Regions from separate parts of the Homo sapiens genome. Here regions 1 and 3 are each linked to region 2. The links are chromatin contacts, found by Hi-C in ENCODE. All regions are on one chromosome and are shown on one strand. The core of a region is the stretch at or near the end of the contact, and the rest is flanking DNA. Distances in the headings are between cores, read along the strand shown. Region 1 overlaps VOPP1 (VOPP1 WW domain binding protein). Region 2 overlaps GRB10 (growth factor receptor bound protein 10). Region 3 has its middle 53 kb from the start of ELDR.

Region 1 (3,710 bases), core at 213-2,712, 4.9 Mb after region 2:
GACTAAGCTGTTACAGCAAATTTGGGGAGAAAGAGAGTCAGTTCCACGTGCTGCCCCAAAGCAGCATCTGTGTATCAGAAAATCTTCAGGGAGTCTCTGGCAGTGTGGAGGCCTAAGCTAAAACCAGGAGGACTGAGAACATATGTGCCAGGAAGGTGATTTTGATGCCAGTTCTGTCTCTCTCCTGAACCCAATCAACTCAATCATTTCTGTTTAACACAAACTCACATGAGTGCCTCCTAAAAGCTGGTTCAGTCAGCTGCCTCCAGGTCAGACCAGTGAGGATGGAGGCCGGTCACTCAGTGTTGTCTGTGGGTGCATGCAAGGGGCAGTGTGGTGCTCTTGAAAGGCAGTGCCCAAGGACAGCAGCAGAAATGCCCCTGCCTTCCCCACTCAGGAAGGGCATCACTGTCCACCCACAAGCAGCTTCCAGAGCCATCACTTATAAATATTTCTTCTCTCATTTAGATTTCCCTGTGCCAAGAAAAAAAAACAAAAACAAAAAAACACCTGCCTGCTCTGAGTCAGCCTCAGAGATGACCGTGGTTGACTGTGCTGTCTGCCATCTGCTTTTAACCACGAAAGAGGAAGCAGCTATGTGGGACACCACATCAGGGAACCTTCCGGACCTAGGGTCTCACTGCCTGGAAACTCCCCTGAGCCTCAGCTTCTTCAGATGGAAGGGACTCTGCTAACTCAAAGAACCCCTCATACTACCCACCAAAGGAAAGTCCCCATCAGGGAGACTAGCAAGGGAGGCTGAATGTAGAACAGCACTCAGGTTAATCCTAAATCCCTACCTGGCTTTCCCTCCTCAGTCATCAACATAGTGATGGGGTGAACTTCGATGATGTTGTCTGGGGACTGACCTTCATATCCTCTGATCCTCCCAGTCTTTTCTTCTTACCTTTTCTCGTACCCAGTGTGTGGTGGGTGGGTAGGGAGGTAGATGAGTGAAAACACCCACAGGAAGGAGGATGGCAAAACTCAGATCCAAAAGCAACAACTCTGCCTCAGTGTTGTAAATAAGCAACAGCTTTTCCACCCAAAACAACTCATTTGTGCAAGGTCACCAGCAAACTGTACAGCTGTCTCCCAGCCCTGTCAGCTATAATTTCTAATAGCTGTCACTGTGTCCTGGCTTGTTAAAATCCGTGAAGGAAATCATTTCATGTAGCTTTTTTTTTTTTTTTACGAGATGGAGAGAGAAAAGAATGGTAGCAGAGTAAAACAGCAAGTGCAAGCAGATGACAGAAATTTCTACAGACACTTAATAGACAGACATTCCTTAGGCCTAGTTCAAATATCTAAATTCCATCTGGGGACTTGGCTGTCAAAAGATAATCATCTCTTGCTTCATTTCTCATATAATTTCCTAAACCCTCGGGTCTCAGCTAGTGCAAGGTCCTGTCATGGTCACCTGTGGCTTGGGCCAATTCTCACTTCCCCTGAAGGGCAGCTGCGTGTAGGGAGCGGGGGCTGCCCAAAGTTTCACTCTGACTGGAGGTAAACTTAACATCATTTCTGCATTAGTCATTTAGAGCCCTGGGCTCAGTACTTTCCCCCAACTGGGTTTCTGCTTTTGAGCTCGCTCTGCAATTTCCCCAATTCTGACTCAATTCTCTCTGGGCCCAGGGAGCTGTCAACAGCCACTCCTCCCCACCCATTTCTCCAGCTGTAGCCCTCTTGCAGGTGTCCTGCCCACAAAAGAACACCAGCATACAACGCCATGCAGGGCCCACTCTGAGCTGGGGACCTTCTGCCAGTTGCCACCTGGGATCTCTGCCAGGTGCCCAGAAGAACCTCACACCAGACATCCCTACAGCTGAGCGCTGCTCCCACCCAGTGCTCTGGACTTTGGGGAAAGTACCACCGCCCACTAGCTCACCCCAGCCACATGCTGTCCCCAGTGCCTCCTGTCTTCCCACTCCATCCACGTGGTCAAGCCTTGTCTCTTCCCAGGACATTCCTGCCACACCACAAAGGAGGCTGGCATCAAAAGCCAGGGGGTGAGCTTGCTGATGGGAGAAGAGGAGAACAGGAAGACACAGTTGAAGAGTGGTAGAGCCTGCAGCACCTGCCCCAAGACCACTGCCACATCCAAGTCTGGCCGCATGGCCTCTAGTGCCAGGGCCTGGCTGGGGGACTCCTGACACTGCACCTGCCCCTAAACCTCTCAGCAGCCTTGACAAAGCTCAGGGGGCTACGCAGGGCTCTGTCATAGAGAATAGGAAAGGAGGGCACACAGCACACCAACTCCTGCTAGAAAATCTCCAGGGGCTCCCCATTCACTGTGGGTTTCTCTTTGCTTCCCCTTGAGGTCATAATTTTCTTTCTTCTGAATGCAATTTTATCTTCAGTGGGCTTCATTACACAAACAAGCAAAAAGAGTGGGGCTGACTGATCAGGGCAAAGCTCAGTGAGCTCAGAGGGCACTGGGGCAGGCTCCCCCTGGAAACCCTGCTGCCTCACTGAGGGTGAAGTACAGACCCCAGGGAGTGTCCTTCTGGCCTGGCCGCCCCCACATGCCATTGGCTCTTCCTGTCTCTGCCGCTCCTCCCAGTCCCCCGCCCCGCAGCCATTTCCATCCATGCACCTCTAGAGAACCCTAGGTCTATTCACTTCCATCTGGAAAACACTTCTTCAGAGTTTCCACCAACGGAGCCTCAGCCTCAGTGTCACTTGGATGAAAATTTTCGAGACTTCCAGAAGGTGAGTTGTTAGTTTTCCCCCTTGGGGCTCTGATTAAATTTAACTCTCAGCACTTCAGCTTACAAGGAATCTTCCCTTCCGTGAACTTATTTGGTCCTAATGAGACCATGGGAAGGAGTGGGCTGCCCTCAACCAGCAGACATGCTCAGCACTGTGTCTGCCATCCCAGGATGCAGTTGGGGCACTGTCCCTCTGTGCAGAGGCTGGGCAGGCAGACATCAACTTACCGCAGGTCTGAGACTATCTCCAAAGACAGTGTTCTTTCCTTGATGACGACCGACTCTTTCCTACACCTGACCCACACTCTGTGCCAAGCAAGGATCATGCACTCAGGGCCCTGGCTCCTCCTGCAGGGTTGGGTCTTCAGGAGCTCCTGAGGAGTAAGGGCCCTGCCTCGGCCACCCTGTTGGCCCCAGTGCCTGACCCAGGCCAAGCGTTCAGGAAACCTTTGGTGGAAACGCTCACATATCCACTTCCTTCTCTGCCTGCTCAAAAGTTGTACTTGGATTTGACTATACACCCTGAAGTATGGAGACTGGCCCTGACTGCCAGGATACATAGGCTGATTAAAACTCAAGCAAGGCCGGGCGTGGTGGCTCACGCCTGTAATCCCAGCACTTCGGGAGGCCAAGGCAGGCAGATCACCTGAGGTCAGGAGTCTAAGACCAACCTGGCCAACATGGTGAAACCCCGTCTCTACTAAAAATACAAAAATTAGCCCGGTGTGGTGGCGGGCGCCTGTAGTCCCAGCTACTCGGGAGGTTGAGGCAGGGGAATTGCTTGAACCCTGGAGGCAGAGGTTGCAGTGAGCCGAGATTGCACCACTGCTCTGCAGCCTGGGTGAGAGTGACACTCTGTCTCAAACAAAAAAACAAACTCAGGCAAGATTTACCACCATGAGGATAGAGAACTTAGGAGCACAATATGCTGATGGGGACAAAGAGAACTTCATTGTGTCTCTCAAAACATTTTCCAAGAGGAAGACGGGAGAGAATGAG
Region 2 (3,672 bases), core at 1,120-3,619:
ACTGCCTGCACAAATCCATCTCCTTTCAGCAGCAAATGCCAGTGTGTGCTGCATTTGGGGGGTGATGCTTCAGCCCCAGGCAGGAGGGGGGACAGACTCAGAGTGTCTTCTCCAAACTCAGCAGAGTGCTGACCTCAGAGGTCTGGGAGGGGCAGGAAGAAGACTAAGGCTTTGGGCTCATCTAGATTGAGTACAATTTCCTGCCTGTACCTCTAGTTGGCTGTGTGACTCCAGCCAAAGTATTTCACCTTGTGGAGCTTCAGGACCTTGGTTTCACCATATGAAAATAGTCTCTCCCTTGCAGCATGTGGAAGTGCTGTGAAAATTAAATGTGTAGTAACCACCAACGGATGCTAAAAAACAGGAAAATTAAGATTCTACCTGATAGAATCTCTTAGAACCCAAATGTGAGTCTTGGTCTAACATCACCTGATTCATCTGAAGCCTCTTCCTTGTCCATCTGGAATGCAGAGAAGCTATTCCTTATGCTTTCAGGTGATGCTCTTACAGACACCTGAGCTAGACTCTCAAGGGAATCTACTTCAACCTTTACCAATTTTGCAAATTCTCTTCCATAACATAGATTCATTTGTTGATTCATTACATTTTCAGTTATCCCTTGACTTAAAACATTTCTTTCAAAGGCCCACTCGCTGTCCCTGCTCCACGGGTGAGGATGACAGGGAAGAGGGCCCAGGGTGCATCCTCAGAGCTGACATGGAGATAAAGCCAGCACAGCCTGGGAAGGGCAAGGCCACTCCTGCTGCAGAGTGAGATGCTGCTGGGACATTCCAGTGACAGGAAGTGGGACCCCAGGCAGCCCCCTCCCTGGGGATGCTGACAGGTGAAGGGACCTTCCCCCACAAGGAGTAGGTGGCACCTCCCTGTACCTCTCTGGCCCTTGTTCCAGCCTCTGGACCCAGAGAGTAGGAGGCATCCCTCCCATGTGTGTGCTGTAGGAAATAGCCACAAGTGCCCCAAATGATCCTTAACCACTTCCCATTTTCTCCTTTGCCTCCTGCCACAGCCTCTCACCATCGAGTCCCTCCACTTGGGATGAGTGCCATGTGACTAGGGTCCTTCTCACAGGGATAATGGCATCCAAGAAAGAACACAACAAAGCCACTAGCTTCTAGAAAACCTATTTCTGTCAGAGCAGAATGGTCAAGCCAGCCACTCAGGAAAGGTCATACTGGACTGCTGACTGGAGCCACGTGTCTAACTAACTGAGCCCTTCTCTCACAAGCAGCAGTGGCTGCAGCTGCCATCCTCTTGGTGATACTTTTGTAGCTGCATGTGCAGACATCATTTTGAAAGCCTATTTAATGTAATCCTTTTTAGATTCGGGCCATCATCCCAGCTTGCTGAGCCCTTAGTGGACGCCAGATCCAGTGCCCATCAGGGAAAGCCCCTGGCATGCCAGGTGCAGGGAGACAATGCAGACACCATAGGAGTCACCTCGCAGGATGCCACAGCCGAAACCAGCAGGCCAGGACCTGCCTGCCAGGGTGTCTGCTTCAGCCCACACAGTGCTTACAGACACTGAAATGTGCAAAATGTGGAGAGTTCAGGTCTTCAGTGGCAATTCTGATTTCTCTCAAAGCATCCAATTTTCTGGTGACACTGGTCCCATGCTCCTGCTGGCCATGCTCGGCTGATGGGCGGTGGCTGTGGACACAGGGCCCCTCTTCCCTAGCGTGGACACCGACGCTCAGTCTTGCCTCGAGGAGCTACTTCTGCCCTGACTTCTGATGTCGCTGAGCTGACACCCTCCTCACACAGCAAACAGCCAGGATCAGAATGCAGGAACCGAGAAGGCCTTTGGGACAGCCCCCCTACAGGGTATCGTACCCACCAGCCTGAACAGTCAAATGTACCTATACACATGGCTCCCCTCAGCCTCTCAGAGCCTTCTGAACTTCACCCAGCACCTGCAGGAAGAAAATGGCACCCCACTCACCTTTCTCTCCTCTCCCAGGACCTTAAAGAAGTACAGCAGAGGGAGACAGTCACCAGGCCGTGGCGGGGGGCCAGCCCACCTGCCAGGGTCCTCTGCAGTGTGTCTGTGGGGGCAGGGGGGACAGCTCTGGTATTTACCCAGGATTGTCTGGCACCTGGCCCAAGTCCCAGGTCTCGGAGCACATCCTTCTGTGGTGCCCCTCCCTCCCGACACCCGAGGCCAGCTCCAGGCACACTGCATGGCGCTTCCTCAACTCAGAAGGCCCCGGAGGGTCTGACGCAAAGGAGGACCACTGCAGCCAGTGTCTGCCAGGGCACCAAGATCAAAGGCAGCCTCACCACAGAGACCCAGTGGCACCAACTAGACCGTGAGCCCAGCCTCTCCGGCCGGAGCATGGTGCTTGGCCTCAGGGCTCACAAGTCTTTGCTATATCAATCACCCTTACCACAACAGCCTGTCTTTTCAAATGAGTCACAAAGCAGTTAAAAATACCCTGTTGATTTTTACCACAAATATCCAGTTTCCTGAACAATGACTAATTTAATTTCACCACCTTTTAGAGGAAAGAAATTAAACACTCAGAAAGAAATTCTTATGTATTTGTATTTTTGGTAAGTCAATGACGAGGTATTATTAAACTTAAATAAATCAAACCACTGAATAAAATTAAATGCCATTTAATAAATGATGGAATCATCTCCACAGAAGCTATACCTTCCAATGAAAGTCACTCACTGCTGACAAGGAGGACTGCTGTCACCTCTAACAGACACTATGTAAAACCATACATCACGGTTCCTCTATGCACTCTCCCAGAGCAAAGGGGGATGTCTGCTCTAACATCAGTTTTTGCCTTCCGTGAGGGAATAGGTCTGTGTGCTCTCTCACTTTAATGGTGAAGCCATAGAGTACAACCTCAGGTAAACGCAAGACCAATAGACTCTGGCTTAAATATTAACAAGCCAAAACATTGCTGTTTTAAAATTCATCATCAACAACAAAATAAAACAGAAAGCCCAAGAAGTCTAGAAAGACAACTCCAAAACATCTCACACTATTTATGAGCACCCAAACACCAGTGAGGGCCCATGAGCCAGTGGCAGAGGTGCGTGGAAGTGCCTGGGTTTACTGGCTCCAGATTTCCATGCTTCCACCAAGGGTCTGACCGGCCCAGGTTTGGAACCCATAACACGTTGGACAAACTGCTCTCAGGGCTCCCCCTGGCCAAATGCTGAGCAGCTGCAGGGCGGGTGCCACCCCACGTGGGGGTAGCAACGAGCCTGGGTGGGACCAGGGAGGTGAGACCGACCCTGCACTGCTTCTGTAGAAGCACCTGGGCAGGACCCCAGACCCAGAAGAGGAAGCAGAGCCTGGGCAGGGTGAGGAAGTTGAATCCAGGGCAGGTGAAGGACAGCCAGGCAGGAAGGAATGAGTGGGCTGTCAGACGGTGACATCCCAGCACGTGGATCTCCGATCAGAAGTAGCCCCCTTTGCGCCGGTGTACGTCTCCCCCACAGCTGGAGGATCACAGGTTTGAAACTCAGCTATTCCCGCCAACCCAGATGACTCAGGCAAGCCCCATGGGTACCCTTAGCAAACTCAGCACAGCACTCAGGAAGAACCTGGCCAATGCAGGGTCACGAAGCCAGGGTGCAGTCATCGTGGAAGAACTTGGTAAGCCTGCCTGGGGCTGCTGCATGCTCTGGGATCCC
Region 3 (3,786 bases), core at 628-3,127, 4.6 Mb after region 2:
AGGCACAGTGGAAACCAGTCCTAGCAAACTGGAACCAGGGAGAGCTCCCTCTGGGCAAGGCCTTGGGATTACAGGCTCAGCACTTTCTGATTGGAGTCCAGGAGCAAGCAGTTGCTGATGAGCTTGCCTGGAGGGGATTGGTCCAGAGGCTGGGAGGACAGGGCAGCGTGGAATTCAGCAGGAGGTAGCTGCAAGGAGTGGAGAAGGCAGAAGCTGGGAAATGAGACTGGGCCTGAGATATACTATCGTTGAAGTCTCCAGTGAAAGTGTGGAAGAGGCCTTCACACACACTATTGAAAGGCCACCACACACCCATCCTCTTCTGTTTGAATTTCCCTTCTATGTACTTTTCTTCATTTTTTCTTTAAACTCTTATTTTCTTGAGAGCAATTTCCCTGTACTGTTTTCCCTGATGTTCCCTGGGCCTTAGACTACCTTTTGAGAAAGACATGCACTTAGACTTTATTGCTCAACACTCATGCCCATTGCATCATTGTCTAACCTGCATTTCCCTCTCATCCAAAGGGGCAATGTGGACAAAACGAAGTAAAAAGATCAAATGCCTTGCAGAATTTCAGTGTCAGTGTTGCTCATTCTACCAATCTTTTGATCTTAAAACTGGGTTCAAAAGGAAATAAGCTACTTTGGAGCCAGGTACAGTGGCTCACTCCTGTAATTCCAGCACTGTGGAAGATTGAGGCAGGCAGAGACTTGAGCCCAGGAGTTCGAGACCAGTGTGGGCAACATGGCAAAACCCCGTCTCTATAAAAAATACAAAAATTAGCTGACTGTGGAGGTGCATACAGGCAGTCCCAGGTAGTTGGGAGGCTGAGGCAGGAGAATCACTTGAGCATGGGAGACTGAGGCTTCAGTGATTCATGATTGCACCACTGCACTCCAGCCTGGGTGACAGAGCAAGACCCTGTGTCCGAAAACAAAAAAACAAAGAAAGAAACAAAAAGCTGGTTTGCATAGTTTTTCATCAAATCCAATGCCAAATTCTAGCCACTTCTTGCTTTTCTAAGCACAGACAGGCAATTCATTGCTAAACTATTTTACAAATCTCCCAACTATATTATATAAAATCTATCTCCTCTCTTATCAAGGGAAACACTTGCTCATCTTTGAGCAACTCACATACTCCAAATACCTCTGGTGTTGAAAGCCGTCTGGTCATTAGTATGTTCAGCTGCTCAGTGTCTGAAATTCCTTTGGGTCAGACCTCTAGAGCAACCAGATAATCTCTCAGTGGCGGTCACAGGCTAGCAAGCCTTGGCCGTATCCAGACCATGCCTATCATGGTCTGGCAACCCTGCCAAAGTAACAAAGCAACTTTTACTTTTATATCTTTCCAAAGTAACAAGACAACTTTGAATTTATTGCCAACATTGAACATTGAGGACCTCATATAAAATCAGGATTCCCAGCTGCTCTTGAAAATTTGGAAGTTGTGACCCTGCTGGGCCCACATTCCCTAGAGTGTTGGGTCTCCTGGGCTCAGCAGCTGCTGCCCCTGAGGGAGGCATGCATCTCTCCTGTGTAAGTTTCCACCTGGCTCTCTGGCTTGGTCATATTGGCTTCCTGGCCTCTTTTTGCATGTAGTTTGTGATCCCTGATTGTAGGTTTCATCATTTATCCTGGGCTGTTTCCTCCTGGGAGTTATAACCTTCCTAATCTGAAGCTGAAACTCCCCCAAATGCAAGCTAAACGTGAGTTGACAGTAATGGCTAATGCCTAAATAGCACCTACTGTGTACCAGGCCTGAAACACTAACTCATTTCATCTTCACAACAAGCCTATGCTGTGGGTGCTGGTTACTGCAACAGGCCTGAACCACCAGCTCATTTCCTCCTCACAAGCCCATGCGGTGGGCACTCGTTACCACACTAGGCCTCAACAACCAGCTCATTTCGTTACCACACCAGGCCTGAGCCACCAGCTCATTTCCTCCTCACAAGCCCATGCGGTGGGCGCTCGTTACCACACTAGGCCTCAATAACCAGCTCATTTCATTACTACACTAGGCCTCAACCACCAGCTCATTTCATTACCACACCAGGCCTGAGCCGCCAGCTCATTTCATCCTCACAAGCACATGCAGTGGGCGCTCATTAGCCCCGTTTTACAGGTGAGGACACATGCTCAGAGACTTTAGCCCACTTGTCTGGAGCTGACTGCCTCCACACCTTCTGTGTGATTCACACTGACACAACTGGACATTTCCTACCACGAACATGATATTCACTCTGGTTTTCTGCCTTGACCTCTACATTTTTGGCCCCTGCACATTTGGGCCTCAACCTTCCAGACACGGTTCCTCCAGCTCGGTTAGAGTCCCGTGCTCCTCCTCCCATGCCTTTGGTGCCCACACTAAGTCGGGGCTCAGAAGTCACTCCATCTGTGACTTGGCTGCTCTGCTTTGTGAGCTCAAGAAACCAGGAAGCCTGTTAAACACGCCATCAGGAATGCTGAAGAATTAAGATTGTCCAATAAAAGTCAGTGTCAAAGGAATGGAAAATGAAGTGTGGATGGGAACCGTTATTTCTCAGGAGTCAGGGAGTATCTAAATTTGCTGTCTGAAGTCAGAGCCATAGAAAATCCCCAGCTGCACTCTGGTAGTAGTGGTTTTAGCACCTTTACTTGTCATTACAAATAAATTTGAAACTGAAGGAAAGTGAAGAAACACCTCTCAGAAGAGCATGATGCCTTCGACCTGGTTTGCTAGGACAGGAACTGGACACAGATTCTGAAAATCTCATTCATTCAAGCTGAATAAAATGTAGACGCAAGGACATTTACATAGTCAGCCATTCCTCAAGGATTTACTGAGTGCCTACTGTGTACCAGAAGTGGTATTCGTTAGGTACCACATGTTTCATTCATTTGCTCATAGTCCTTTGAGGCCCTTCTAGGTGGAAGCCCCACAATAGGCTCTGGGGATACAGCCCCTGCCACTGCAGAGCTGATGTTTTCACATAAGATTCAGACTTCCAACAACCAATTACACTACTGGTTAATCACAATTATAGTGCTGCAACTAGGCGTTCCCAGTCAGTCTGGGAAATGCAGAAAGGCCTCCCTGGTGAGAAGGTCTCTGCACTAAAATCTGCAGGAGCTGCAGGAGCAGAGTGAAGGGAGGTAAGGGAAAGTGAGAGCCTGCCAGGCAAAAGGAAGAGGAAGCGCCAAGGACCTATGGAGGGTGGGAGCCAGGGAACCGAAGGAGGCAGTTACCAGCACTCCTGAAGCACAGGCAGCTAGAGAAGAGAGCCACAGGCTGGACAGTGACCTTGGCAGGGGACACACCATGCAAGGCTAGTGAGCCACGTTCAGAATTTTGAGATTTATCTTGAAAGCCCTGGGAAATCATTAGCATTTTAAGCAGAATGGTAATATGGTCAAATTAGCATTTATAAAGGCCCTGTGAAGGAAGGTCAGAGGTGCAGCAAGAATGGACGCAGTGAGTTGGTTACTGGGTGAATTCGCCAGGCAGGCAAGAAGGGGTGTTGCAGAGCCAGGTTTCTCCACAGCCACATCAGTGACATTTGGCATCTCATTGATCTTTGCTGTGAGGGCTGTATTGTGCACGGCAGCATGCTTTGCATCCCTGGCTCTGCCTGCTGGATGCCAATAGCTCCCTCCCCGAGTCATGACACACAAAAATATGTCCACTGGACATTGCCAAATGTCCCTCGTTGGGGGAAATCACCTATAGTTGAGAAGCACCAATTTAAAGTGGGGACAAGGGATGTGAAGAGATATGGACAGATTCACAATGTGTCTTGGAGC

The links. Hi-C counts contacts between places; a loop is a spot of excess contacts on that map. Pooled maps may share reads with other maps.
Region 1: a loop to region 2 is called in a map with no recorded cell type, with 11 times the contacts of the local background. The contact joins two enhancer-like sites. A Hi-C loop is called at or near these places in 6 of 37 single-sample maps with no recorded cell type and 6 of 50 pooled maps.
Region 3: a loop to region 2 is called in a map with no recorded cell type, with 11 times the contacts of the local background. The contact joins two enhancer-like sites. A Hi-C loop is called at or near these places in 2 of 37 single-sample maps with no recorded cell type and 2 of 50 pooled maps.

Annotation. Positions count from the first base shown.
Region 1 is chr7:55,532,954-55,536,663 of GRCh38, forward strand. All of the region lies in intron 1 of VOPP1 (VOPP1 WW domain binding protein), which reads right to left. Among named protein-coding and RNA genes, the nearest start is that of VOPP1, 38 kb to the right of the region's middle. RefSeq lists enhancers at 644-763, 834-903, 1,244-1,303, 1,344-1,953, 1,974-2,133 and 1 more. Within about 2 kb of position 1,463, at least 21 of the 41 ENCODE cell types and tissues checked have a DNase peak (open chromatin) inside an H3K27ac peak, as active enhancers do.
Region 2 is chr7:50,662,407-50,666,078 of GRCh38, forward strand. The region is part of intron 7 of GRB10 (growth factor receptor bound protein 10); the gene reads right to left. Among named protein-coding and RNA genes, the nearest start is that of DDC, 99 kb to the left of the region's middle. RefSeq lists an enhancer at 773-942 and a cis regulatory region at 858. Within about 2 kb of position 2,370, at least 12 of the 41 ENCODE cell types and tissues checked have a DNase peak (open chromatin) inside an H3K27ac peak, as active enhancers do.
Region 3 is chr7:55,307,239-55,311,024 of GRCh38, forward strand. No RefSeq gene overlaps it. Among named protein-coding and RNA genes, the nearest start is that of ELDR, 53 kb to the left of the region's middle. RefSeq lists a silencer at 3,559-3,743. Within about 2 kb of position 1,878, at least 4 of the 41 ENCODE cell types and tissues checked have a DNase peak (open chromatin) inside an H3K27ac peak, as active enhancers do.